Linked DNA regions of Homo sapiens: regions 1, 2 and 4 are each linked to region 3. Evidence: chromatin loops called from intact Hi-C (ENCODE). Cell type or tissue: heart left ventricle. All regions are shown on one strand. Region 1 has its middle 210 kb from the start of LINC00540. Region 2 has its middle 66 kb from the start of FGF9. Region 3 overlaps FGF9 (fibroblast growth factor 9). Region 4 has its middle 15 kb from the start of LINC00540.

The links. Peaks named below come from ENCODE experiments on the same cell type or tissue, not always from the same donor. Only the 100,000 strongest peaks of a DNase experiment are listed, where the experiment ranks them.
Region 1: a loop joins it to region 3, with 2.5 times the contacts of the local background. A loop is called at or near these places in 3 of 110 quality-filtered maps.
Region 2: it touches region 3 in a loop (6-fold over the local background); 10 of 110 quality-filtered maps call a loop at or near these places.
Region 4: a loop joins it to region 3, with 2.3 times the contacts of the local background. A loop is called at or near these places in 3 of 110 quality-filtered maps.

Annotation. Positions count from the first base shown.
Region 1 is chr13:22,423,852-22,426,351 of GRCh38, reverse strand. No RefSeq gene overlaps it. Among named protein-coding and RNA genes, the nearest start is that of LINC00540, 210 kb to the right of the region's middle. In heart left ventricle, no CTCF peak of the experiment used is centred here; no DNase peak of the experiment used is centred here; H3K27ac peaks cover 745 bases.
Region 2 is chr13:21,735,842-21,738,341 of GRCh38, reverse strand. No RefSeq gene overlaps it. Among named protein-coding and RNA genes, the nearest start is that of FGF9, 66 kb to the right of the region's middle. In heart left ventricle, no CTCF peak of the experiment used is centred here; no DNase peak of the experiment used is centred here; H3K4me3 peaks cover 498 bases; H3K27ac peaks cover 1,297 bases.
Region 3 is chr13:21,675,877-21,678,376 of GRCh38, reverse strand. The region is part of intron 1 of FGF9 (fibroblast growth factor 9); the gene reads right to left. Among named protein-coding and RNA genes, the nearest start is that of FGF9, 6.1 kb to the right of the region's middle. In heart left ventricle, a CTCF peak has its summit at 1,521 (motif pointing left); no DNase peak of the experiment used is centred here; H3K4me3 peaks cover 533 bases; H3K27ac peaks cover 524 bases; H3K27me3 peaks cover 2,297 bases.
Region 4 is chr13:22,194,023-22,196,522 of GRCh38, reverse strand. No RefSeq gene overlaps it. Among named protein-coding and RNA genes, the nearest start is that of LINC00540, 15 kb to the left of the region's middle. In heart left ventricle, no CTCF peak of the experiment used is centred here; no DNase peak of the experiment used is centred here.

The sequences.
Region 1 (2,500 bases), 750 kb before region 3:
AAACCTTTATTTAGAAAAAAAAATGACATAAAAGCTTTTTTGCTTGTTGGGAAACAGAAGGGTTAGGAAAATGTTAGGCTGTGACTTGCTCCTTGAGTGAACGTGGTTCTCATTAACTCACAGGAATCAGAAAGTAAAGAACACCAGAGGCTAGGAACTCTACAGTGAAAATGCTGAATATCTGATGAAATGTGTCTTACAAATAAAATCTCAGACTCTTTTCAGAGCTCTTAATACACTCTCAAGGGTGAAATGTGTTTGTTTTTAGCAAAGTAGATTAGCTTACATCTTGTGATGGGAAAAGTCTGTGTAATGCTCGTGTCCTTTAGCTCTCATTTCGGAGCAGTTCGTTCGGGTTGTATCTTTTGGCCATAGTTGTGGATCTCAATTTTCTACCCTGTCTGGGTGTTAAATCGTTTTCTGTCTGCTGTCAAGCTGTCTCTTTTAGTTCCCATACCCTCCTCCTCTTTTTGTAAGGTACTTACTTATTTCTAAGGTCAGGTGGAATTCAACTTTAGTTTTCTTTCTTTATCATGCACTTCAAAATCTAGCATTGCTTCATATATCTGACTGCCAAATATGGCCAGTTTTAACCAGAATATAAATTACTGGACTCTAAACATTTGTACAAATTTTGTACAAACCACATGTTCAGTGGGACTGGCTCTTTTAGAGCCCAAAGAAGGTGGAATAGGCATTTGAGCAACAGACAGGTTTTGAACAATAACTATTCCCAGTAGTTGAATGATGTGGAGAACAAGCCAACATGAACCACCACCATTGTCTGTACCATCTTTTACGATACTTCTATGCTTTCAAAAACCCGGAGTGAGGTACCATTCCCAAGCCAGCAGGCCACCTCCATCAACCCTCCTGGATTGATTCCCCCACTAAGCCGGGGCGACCAGGCCTTCTTTTATTCTTTCTCATGGCAAATAGTCCAACAGATGTTTCCTAGAGGGCTGTAGTGGCAGGGAGATTGATTTCTTGGCTTTCTGGGGTGTTAATATAGTATCTTGAAAATTATGTCATGTGGATTACAGTCCTTACTCTTGTCTAAAAGAAACTTTACACGTGTTTGGAAGAGGATACATGTCTATATGGAATTACTTTGGCAATGGCCTTTATTTCGGCTTCCAAATCAAGGAGGGCAACTTCAAATACCAAAAGACAGCTTCAGCATGATTCAGAACCCAAGTGCAAGATCTCCATCACAAAGCAATGTTATGCAGCTCATCACAGATATGTACTATAATGAATTCTGGCAGGCACACTATTATTGTCTCCTGATGAAAAGTATGACAGTTTATCAAGACTATTTTGAATTCTAATCCTGTTCTCCAACCAGCTTGCCTAGCTTCCACATGTTGGTAATAATAGCTAACACTGATATAGCAATTTATTCTATACCAGGCACACTTAAAAACAGTTTACATATATCAATTAATTTAATTTATTTCTCACAACCACCCTATGATGTAAATATTATTATGACTTCGCGTTAAAGATGGGGAACTGATACACAGAGGAGTTAAGTAACTTGCCCCATATCCAATAGCTAGTGAGTGCTAGAATCAGGATTTGAACCCATTAGTCTCAGTATGAGATGTAACTACTTCATTCCCTTCTTCAGCCCCATTCAAAATTGGTAAGTCATTAATGTAAAATCTTTAAAAAACAAACAGTTTCAGAATGAATTCCAACAAAACAGTCTTGATTTTTACTTCATTCACTCATGGTTATTAAGCAGTGAAGTCAAATTAAGATTTTTTTGCTAAGGCAATCTATGGGGGAAATGTTACAGAGTGGGACTCTGAGGAGCACAAGCCCAGAGCCAGAGAGGCCATTTGGGGGGCTATTGCAATGGAGATAAGAGTTGTAAGGGCCTGGAGCTGGGCAACAGGACTGTAGTGGTAAAATTCGTATTACGGTCAGGAGTTACAACCAGCATTTGGTGCTTCATCTCTGCTTCACCACTTATCAGCATGGTGTTCCTGGGAAAGCTTCTCAGCTTCTTTGTGCCTCAATGTCTTTATCTGTGAAATGGTAATAAAAGTCATATCTGGCTCATAGAATAATTTTGAGAATTAAATGAATTAACATATATAGAACACTTAGAACAGTGGCTGGCATGTTGTAGTCACTCTGTGACTGAATATAATTACTACTACTATTATTAAGTACATATGGGCATGAAAGATAAAAACAGGCAAAATTGCTCCCAATTTCTAACTTGAGTGACTCTGGAAATAATGGCATCATTGACTGAAAATAAGAATAGATTAAAAAAAAGAGGCAGGAGAAAACATTAACCATATAGTAGAAAAGATGCCTTATTGATGGAACAAGATCCTAAAAGAAACCAGGGAGAAAAGGGTCAAGAGGAGGAGAGCTTGGTCTTGAGATGACAAGGGCTAAATGAGATAATAATGGATGCAGCTGTAACTACCTTCGCTTCAGAGAAAGGGGAGCTTGGGAATTGTTCGTGTCGTCAGGCCTC
Region 2 (2,500 bases), 60 kb before region 3:
AAGCACACTTCTCATTGCTCACATGCAATTTTCAGTGTTCAAATTTTCAGGAAATTTTGAAGCCCATGGTTAAGCCAGGGGTAGTTTGACATCAGTCATGATGACAGCATTTACACTATGGAAATGAGCAAATCTTACACATCAGCCCTCTCCCATCCCATCATTTCCACCTCCTGGACAGCTGCAGTTGAGACTCAACTGTCCTCACCCCTTCTCCTCCTATTTCTGGGACCCCTTGTGGAGAATATAGGACACCAGCCCACATTATCATGGACTTGGGTAAATGCTGTGCTAAATCTTGGGTTAGATTTGGAGCTTGATGCTGTGAACAGCAGAGGGATTGGAATATGGGGGTCCTAGCTTCCTGCTCACCTACTATCAGCCATACAGGTATGGGGGAAGGTCAGCTCTATAGCTACAGATGGTGAATAAGACATGGCTGGGGCCGGGTGCGGTGGCTCATGCCTGTAATCCCAACACTGTAGGCTGAGGTGGGTGGATCACCTGAGGTCAGTAGTCTGAGACCAGCCTGGCCAACGTGGTGAAACCCCATCTCTACTAAAAATACAAACATTAGCTGGGCACGGTGGCAGGTGCCTGTAATCCCAGCTACTGAGGAGGCTGAGGCAGAAGAATCACTTGAACCCAGGAGGTGGAGGTTGCAGTGAACCAAGATCGCACCACTGCACTCCAGCCTGGGTGACAAAAGCAAAACTCCGTCTCAAAAAAAATAAAATAAAAGACATGGCCGGGACATGACAGCCCAAGAGGAAACTGAGGCAAGGCAGGAAGGAGTGCCTGGAGCCCAGGTGTCCACTGGCTTCCAGCACACAGCTACACATCTTAGACATGGAATGGGATAGCTCCATGCTTTGGTTTCCTAGTTTATAAAATGAGGATCCTAATAGCGGCTCACAGATTGTCAGGACTAAGGCTGTAATGCGAGGAACATTATGACAGAGTGGGTTCCTGCCGCAGTCACTGCCCATCCATTTTGTCACTTGACGTTCCCAACATCCTCACAAAAGAAGCAGGAGAAAGGAGCAGGGACTCATCTGAGTCGTCTCCTCCTTTTCCTCTTCTCTGAAAATCCCAGTCATTTTTATCCCATGACTAGATTGGGCTTCCAAAAGCTCTCAGCCAGGAGTTCCCAAACCTGATCAGTCATTGGAATCCTCTGGAAACTCCTCAGAACACAGATTCAGGCTCACCAGATAAGAATACCTTGGCGGGGCCCAGGAATGTGCATTTTTAAAGCTCCCTGGGAAATTGCTGCTGACCTGGAGTGGGGAAGCCCCCGCCCCACAGCGTGCAGGCTCCAGGTGCAAGTCACCAGGACACTCAAGGTGGTCGGTGTCTGGAGATCTCAGATAGGGATAATCCCTTTATTTAGAGGGGGTTTTTAAAATCTTGAAATCAGGAGATCTTTGCAATAAACAATGTGCGTGCCTCCTTGCAAAGTAATGTAAACCAATAACAGGCTCCAATAACGCTATTTTTAAAAGGCTTTAAATAACTTTTCCGATGCAAAACAACCCACTTAACCAGACTTAGTTCATTTTATGGCCAGTTCTAAAGCTGAACCACTAGTGTTCCGAGATCATCACTGAACCAAACGGAGCCATTTCATGTCACCACCACACAGGCAACTTGCTCTGTGACATTAAACCAATAGATTCCACATAGGTGCAGGCCAGAAAGAGTACTATTTGCGGGGCTCCCTTCACTCCCTCAGTGGCGGGCACTGCCCTAATAGAATTCCCAGTGTTCTTGACTGTGCCTGTTTCATGCACCAAAAGGAAAAAAAAAAAAGTTCTTCATCTGAGCCTCTGGCTCCTGGCAAACCTGGAGATAAGTTCAGCTGATGTGTTTTTCCCGATAAGTTAGTGTTACAGGCTTCACAATGGTGACCTCAAATCCACATTGCGATGGACAGCAGTGCAGCCAACGCACCAAGCTCGATAGCCCACTGCCTGCCTTTTAATTAAAATTCCAAGTTGGTGTTTTTGTTTTCAAAGGAAGGATGGAGCCCATCAAGGTCACTCAGTGCAGCCAGGCGCTGCTGGGAAGAATGCCTCGCTGCATATTTACACTTCAGCAGCTCCTGGGAGGGCAGCACGCTGCCGCAGGAAGGATTTCTAACAACTTTCAGAATGGTTTCCAGATATAAATAGCCGCTATGGCATGATATATTCTAGCAAGAAAGACTGGAACAAAAGTAGGTTATTGACTGGCAGAAGCCTGCCTGCCAGTGGGCACTGGAGCCTCCGGGACTGGGCTCTTTCCAGCTATATTTAGCATCCACATTAATGTACTGCCTGCCGAACAATGCCCTCTAGAAGAGCCACATAAATCAGAGGAGGAAAGATTACTCAAATTTATGAAGCAATCACGGGAGAAACCCCTGGGCACAATCACTGTGATAAATACCTTGTTAAGCCCCCTGCCCATCCCCACCTTATGCTTCCTGTTAACACGAGGGGTCCATTACTGAGCGCTG
Region 3 (2,500 bases):
GCAACTGGACTCCAAAACCTATTTCCTTAACTATTATGCACATCTTACATTTGGTTTTACCTTTTTTAATGTTTCTGTGATTTCTGTACCATTTTCATATAGCTGAGTTCTGAAAGTATTACTATATAATTTAGAAATGAAGATATCAAGATATCTATCTCGTTTCTTTTTCTGGCATTGACAAGACAGCTGTAATTCATATTCGTTCACTTTTTCATTCAAGAAGCTATTATTGAGGGTTTATTATAAGCCAAGCACCATACCATTTATTGAGTATATAAAGATGAACCGGATATAGCCTAGGTCCTATTACCCTCAAATTTTTGCTCACCATCTGTTGGGAAGAAGAACACGTAAACAGATAAATATAACAACAGTGTGGCAAATGCAGTTGAGAGGGAGCTGTTCAGGGTATGGGCAGTCCAAAGATGGGCAGCTCATCTGGGTTTCTGAAGGCAAGTCAGAGGCTTCCCAAGAAAATAAATACCTGAGATAAGTCTCCAAAAAGCTATCCAAGCGAGAAGGAACTACCTACAGACCCCAGGTGGAAAAGATTTCATCACCTCAAACCACCACCCATTTCTCCGCAGTTCCTTAAAAATAGAGACGTCAAAATAACAGCCCAGCTTTTTATGTGGTCACCTCAGTGATGCAAGGACAAGCAGACCAACTGAACGTAGGAGTCACAGTCATTCTCCCCCATGCAAAGAATTCCACTGTTGTAAGGTCAGGAAGATCTAGCAACCCCGCAACAGGATCCCACCCCAACCAGACCAGAAACCTCATCATTCCTGGTACCCTCTTGTCCACAATAAATTCTATAACCTCAACCAGGTCCATTCAGCTCTCTCTGGGGTGGAGCTGGTGCCAGGCAAGTGCTTCCAACTACACTCCCTGAGTACAACCCACTCCACATGTTATCTGCTCACATGACTGGGCAGCAGAGGGGGCTGGATCAATAACAGCCAGGAGAAGCCTTCTGTGCAGAGACATCTGAATGTTTAATGATCAAGGAGAGAGAAAGGGAAAGAAGGAAAGAGCAAAGAAAAGAAGGAAGGAAGAGGGGAGGAGGAAGGGAGGGAATGATGAGTTTGTGCCTAAAATTAGAACTGTGGCACACACATGTGTACCATGGCAGCCTGTCGCTCATTTTGGGCAGACACAGCCTTGACATCCTTAGCTCAGACGGCCCACAGTAATGGGTAGTGATAGGGTGACATGGGAAGCACAGGGTCGATGACTGCTGTCATTTCTTTGTTCTCTTCCACAGCAGTCAACAGTTCCAAATGAGGATATGCTCATTGGGACCCCATTGGATTTGATGAGGTGTGAGATCATCCATGGTCCATGAGAGACCAGGTCAATGCCTGGACTATTTCAGGAAAATCACCACACCGGACCTTCCTCATTGCCCCAGACTCACTATTAGTGACTATCCCCAGAGCTGATGGGCTGCCCCAGTTCTGTTCACATGGACCATTATCCCAAAGCTGGCACCGCCCCCTAGAGCCCATCTGTGCTGGGCCTCACCTCCAAGGCCAGGCAAGGCAGTGGGAGAGGAAGGCAGTCAGAGCTGCTCCACTCTGGCCCTCATGACATGGTTCTCTGGCTTAAGAGCCCCCAACGCATTACAGAACCGCACTCTTCAGACCACACAAATGTAGGCAGACTGTCGAGAGGGGCAGGGCATGAGGCTGCAGAAAATTAATGATTAAGCCTCTTCCCTGCAGAGCTTCCTGCTCACCCAGAGAAGCTCGAACCAGGGCTGCCAGATCAACCATCTCAGATCCTGCACCGGGGTAAGTTCGGATCTGTAGCAACCTGAGCACATCTCATAGAGTTTATATAGGAAATGACTAACTGAATGGGAGTTATAACTCCACTAATTTTTCCAGAACCTGAAGCAATCCTAAAACCATCTCCTTAAACACCCAGTGTTTTCCTGAGACATTGAAGAGTCAGATACATAGAACAGAATTAAAGTTCAAAACCCTGGAAATAAGTTTTAAACACCTGTTTAAAAAAATCATACTATCATATTTCTCCCCTCTAGTAAAACCTTCACCTGACCCAATTTGAATGGAAGCCCCAGTTTGGGTGCTCATCTGAGGTCCTGATGAAGACCGGCCTTTCAGAGCTACCTAACCCCAGCCAAAAAGGGAACAGACTTAGGTTTCCTAAACAAGTTAAATAGCAGATCAGGCCCAGCGTTCATGTTTTTATTATTTTACATTACTATTTCCCCAAATGATTTTCTGCTCACATTTCTATCCATCTAGCAAGGCTGGAGTGCTTTAAAAGTGAGCTCTATATATAGGCATATAGATATACAGATGAAACAAGACATCTCGCTCCCCCAGCCTACTGCACAGAGATACAATTGCGAGTTCCTTTTCTCCTTGTTCAATCTTATCTCCACACCACCAATCCGAGGGGGAAAAAAAAAAAAAAAGGCTCCTTCAAGGTCCCACCTAAGTTGTCACCTCTGCAGCTCCTGCTG
Region 4 (2,500 bases), 520 kb before region 3:
TTTTCTGTCCCTGTCTCAGTCTCTCTTTTTTGTTTCTCTTGGTGTGTATGCGCACGTGCACATATGTTTGGATGAAGAAGTACATAGTCTGGCCTGGGCAACTCCTCCAATCCAAGGAAGCAAGACTGATGAGTCCTCATATTTTTTTCTCTTTTGCTTGAATCTGTTCATCCAAGAAACCTGGAGACTTTAGGCCTGGTGGTGGATCTCCTCTTTGGAGAGACCTGGCCACCTCTTTTGCCTTTTACAGTGTTCTCTTCTCTGATATGGCTAAGTCAGGTGGACCTAGGAAGCAACATCCTGTTTTCCCAAATCCTTCCCCCTACCGAGAAGAGTCTTTGTATGTACATATGCATGTATTTATTTATTTATTTTAGTGACAGGGTCTCACTTTGTAACCCAGGCTGGAGTGCAATGGCGTGATTGACCTGAGTGGCCATGAGCTACCGTGTCCAGCCACCAACCGAGAAGAGTCTTGATAAATTGCAGCCATTTCCTTTTTCTGATTTGGATCAAACCGTCTTGCTCACTGATCTCCTCTGGCTTTCTCATGGGCAGATCTACTCTCATTTTTCTGGGCAGTGGACTGGAAAGATGGGGACAAGGCCAGCTCATGGGTGACTGTAGGCAGACTAGCACCTGTGCACTGTTAGTGTTCATTCGGAAGGACTGCTGAATATCATTCTCCATGGAATTTCACCTAGCCTACTAGAGTTTGTAACCTAGGGGCTAAAGGCACTGTTAGTATGAAAAGTTAAATTATTTTGCTTTTTTCTCTGTACAGGGACCTGGTTTGATGAGGTAAATTATCAAGGGGAATGTTCAGTATTTCAGGATTCTCTTGCCAAATACAACCAAAATATTACACTTACATTTTCATCTTTATAAGCATTTGATTCAGGATGTTTGCACTCTATATTGTTAAGAATCCATCATTCTTGATCAAGTAATTAACACTAAAGAAGATGAACTAAAAGTGGTAGTATATAAAGTAAGTTAAAATTGCAAATCAGGACAAGAAAGTTTTCACAGACAAGATGATGTGGAAACAAAAAAGCAATACCTCAAGTGTCAGAACCTGATTGTGTAGAATTAGGGCTGAGTCTTTTAATTGGCAGCCAACGAATAAGAGTAGGTAATATACAAGATGAGGAACTGTCAATGACAAACCAGTCTGTGACTGAAAACTGAATTTGTGGCTAGCAAGAGTTTTAAAGAAAAAATGCAAAAAGCATAAAAGAGTTACATAAAATCGATAACTATCCCAGAGGCAATGGAAAAACTAAGCATATAATATACTGGATAGGGTAAAGATAATTTGACAGTTGAAGGCCAACTAGAAGGAGAAACAGAAGACATCTAAATGCATCAAAATATGCAACATACCTGACATCGCAGAGCAAATCCCACAAGCCTGTATTGACAGGCTTGATTTGCACAAAGCAAGCATGGCCAAAGTTTATTTTAATTTTCTTTGTTAAAAAATTGCCCTTCCTCCTTATCTTTGGCTTACATAGCGTGAAAATATTTGTTAAAGGTTGAGGATTTTAAAAAGACTAACCTACTGCCAATTGTAAGAACTTGTGTGGAAAATGCCTCTTAATAGGTGGGGGAAAAACGGTCATGGGACCAATATTTTAATACAGTTATTATTAAAAGAAACAACTTATTATAAACAAATGCTCACAGCTGTGTGCCTCACAGAATTTCTTTTGAAAACATGGGTTTGCAATTGGAGAGACCAGGAGAGGGACCCTGTGGAAGGAAGGCTGCTCATCGTCCTGGGATCTGGTCCTCCCCCAGGCTCTGTTGTCCCCGTCCCCGCGCTACATGATTGGGAAGAAAATATGACCCTGTAGAGCAGCCACTTGACTTGTGCTCTGTCATCCACTCCTCCTCCAAATGCCAACAAGGCCATGTGCCAACTGTCTTAGCTCAGGCAAACGATTTTGACTCTCCAAGCCTCCAGATGGCTCCTTCTTTTGACAGCTGCCTTTGATTTTTATTTGCACATTTTCCTCTTGTTCATGCTTATTTCTACCTGTAGCTGCAGTTCCCCAAGTCGAAGTCAATCCATTCACTGTGGTCCCTTGCTCAAAGCAATAGGCTCAGGAGTGAGCAAATGACCAAGTTGAATCTCATGCATTCTGTTGCTGCTGACAACAAAGATGTTTTCTCTTCCTCACTGGACACGAAGCTTGGGGTGAGTCAGGTTTTGCCCTGGAAAAGCTGCCTCAAGGGAACAGAGCCACTGCAGGAGAAGCAAGGCCGAGAGCAGGAGAGAAGCCAGGTCACAGCAATTTCATCTGCGCTGCAGCTGAAGTTGGAACTGCCACTGGACCTAGATTCTGTTATAGGAGCCAGCACATTTTCTGTTTTTGTTTAAGCCAGTATGGATTGGTTTTCTGTCACTTGCAACACAGAATCCTGGTTCAAGTCTATTGGGAAAATTACATAACATAAGCCTAGATAACACTTAGTATAGTACCTGTGCCTAAGC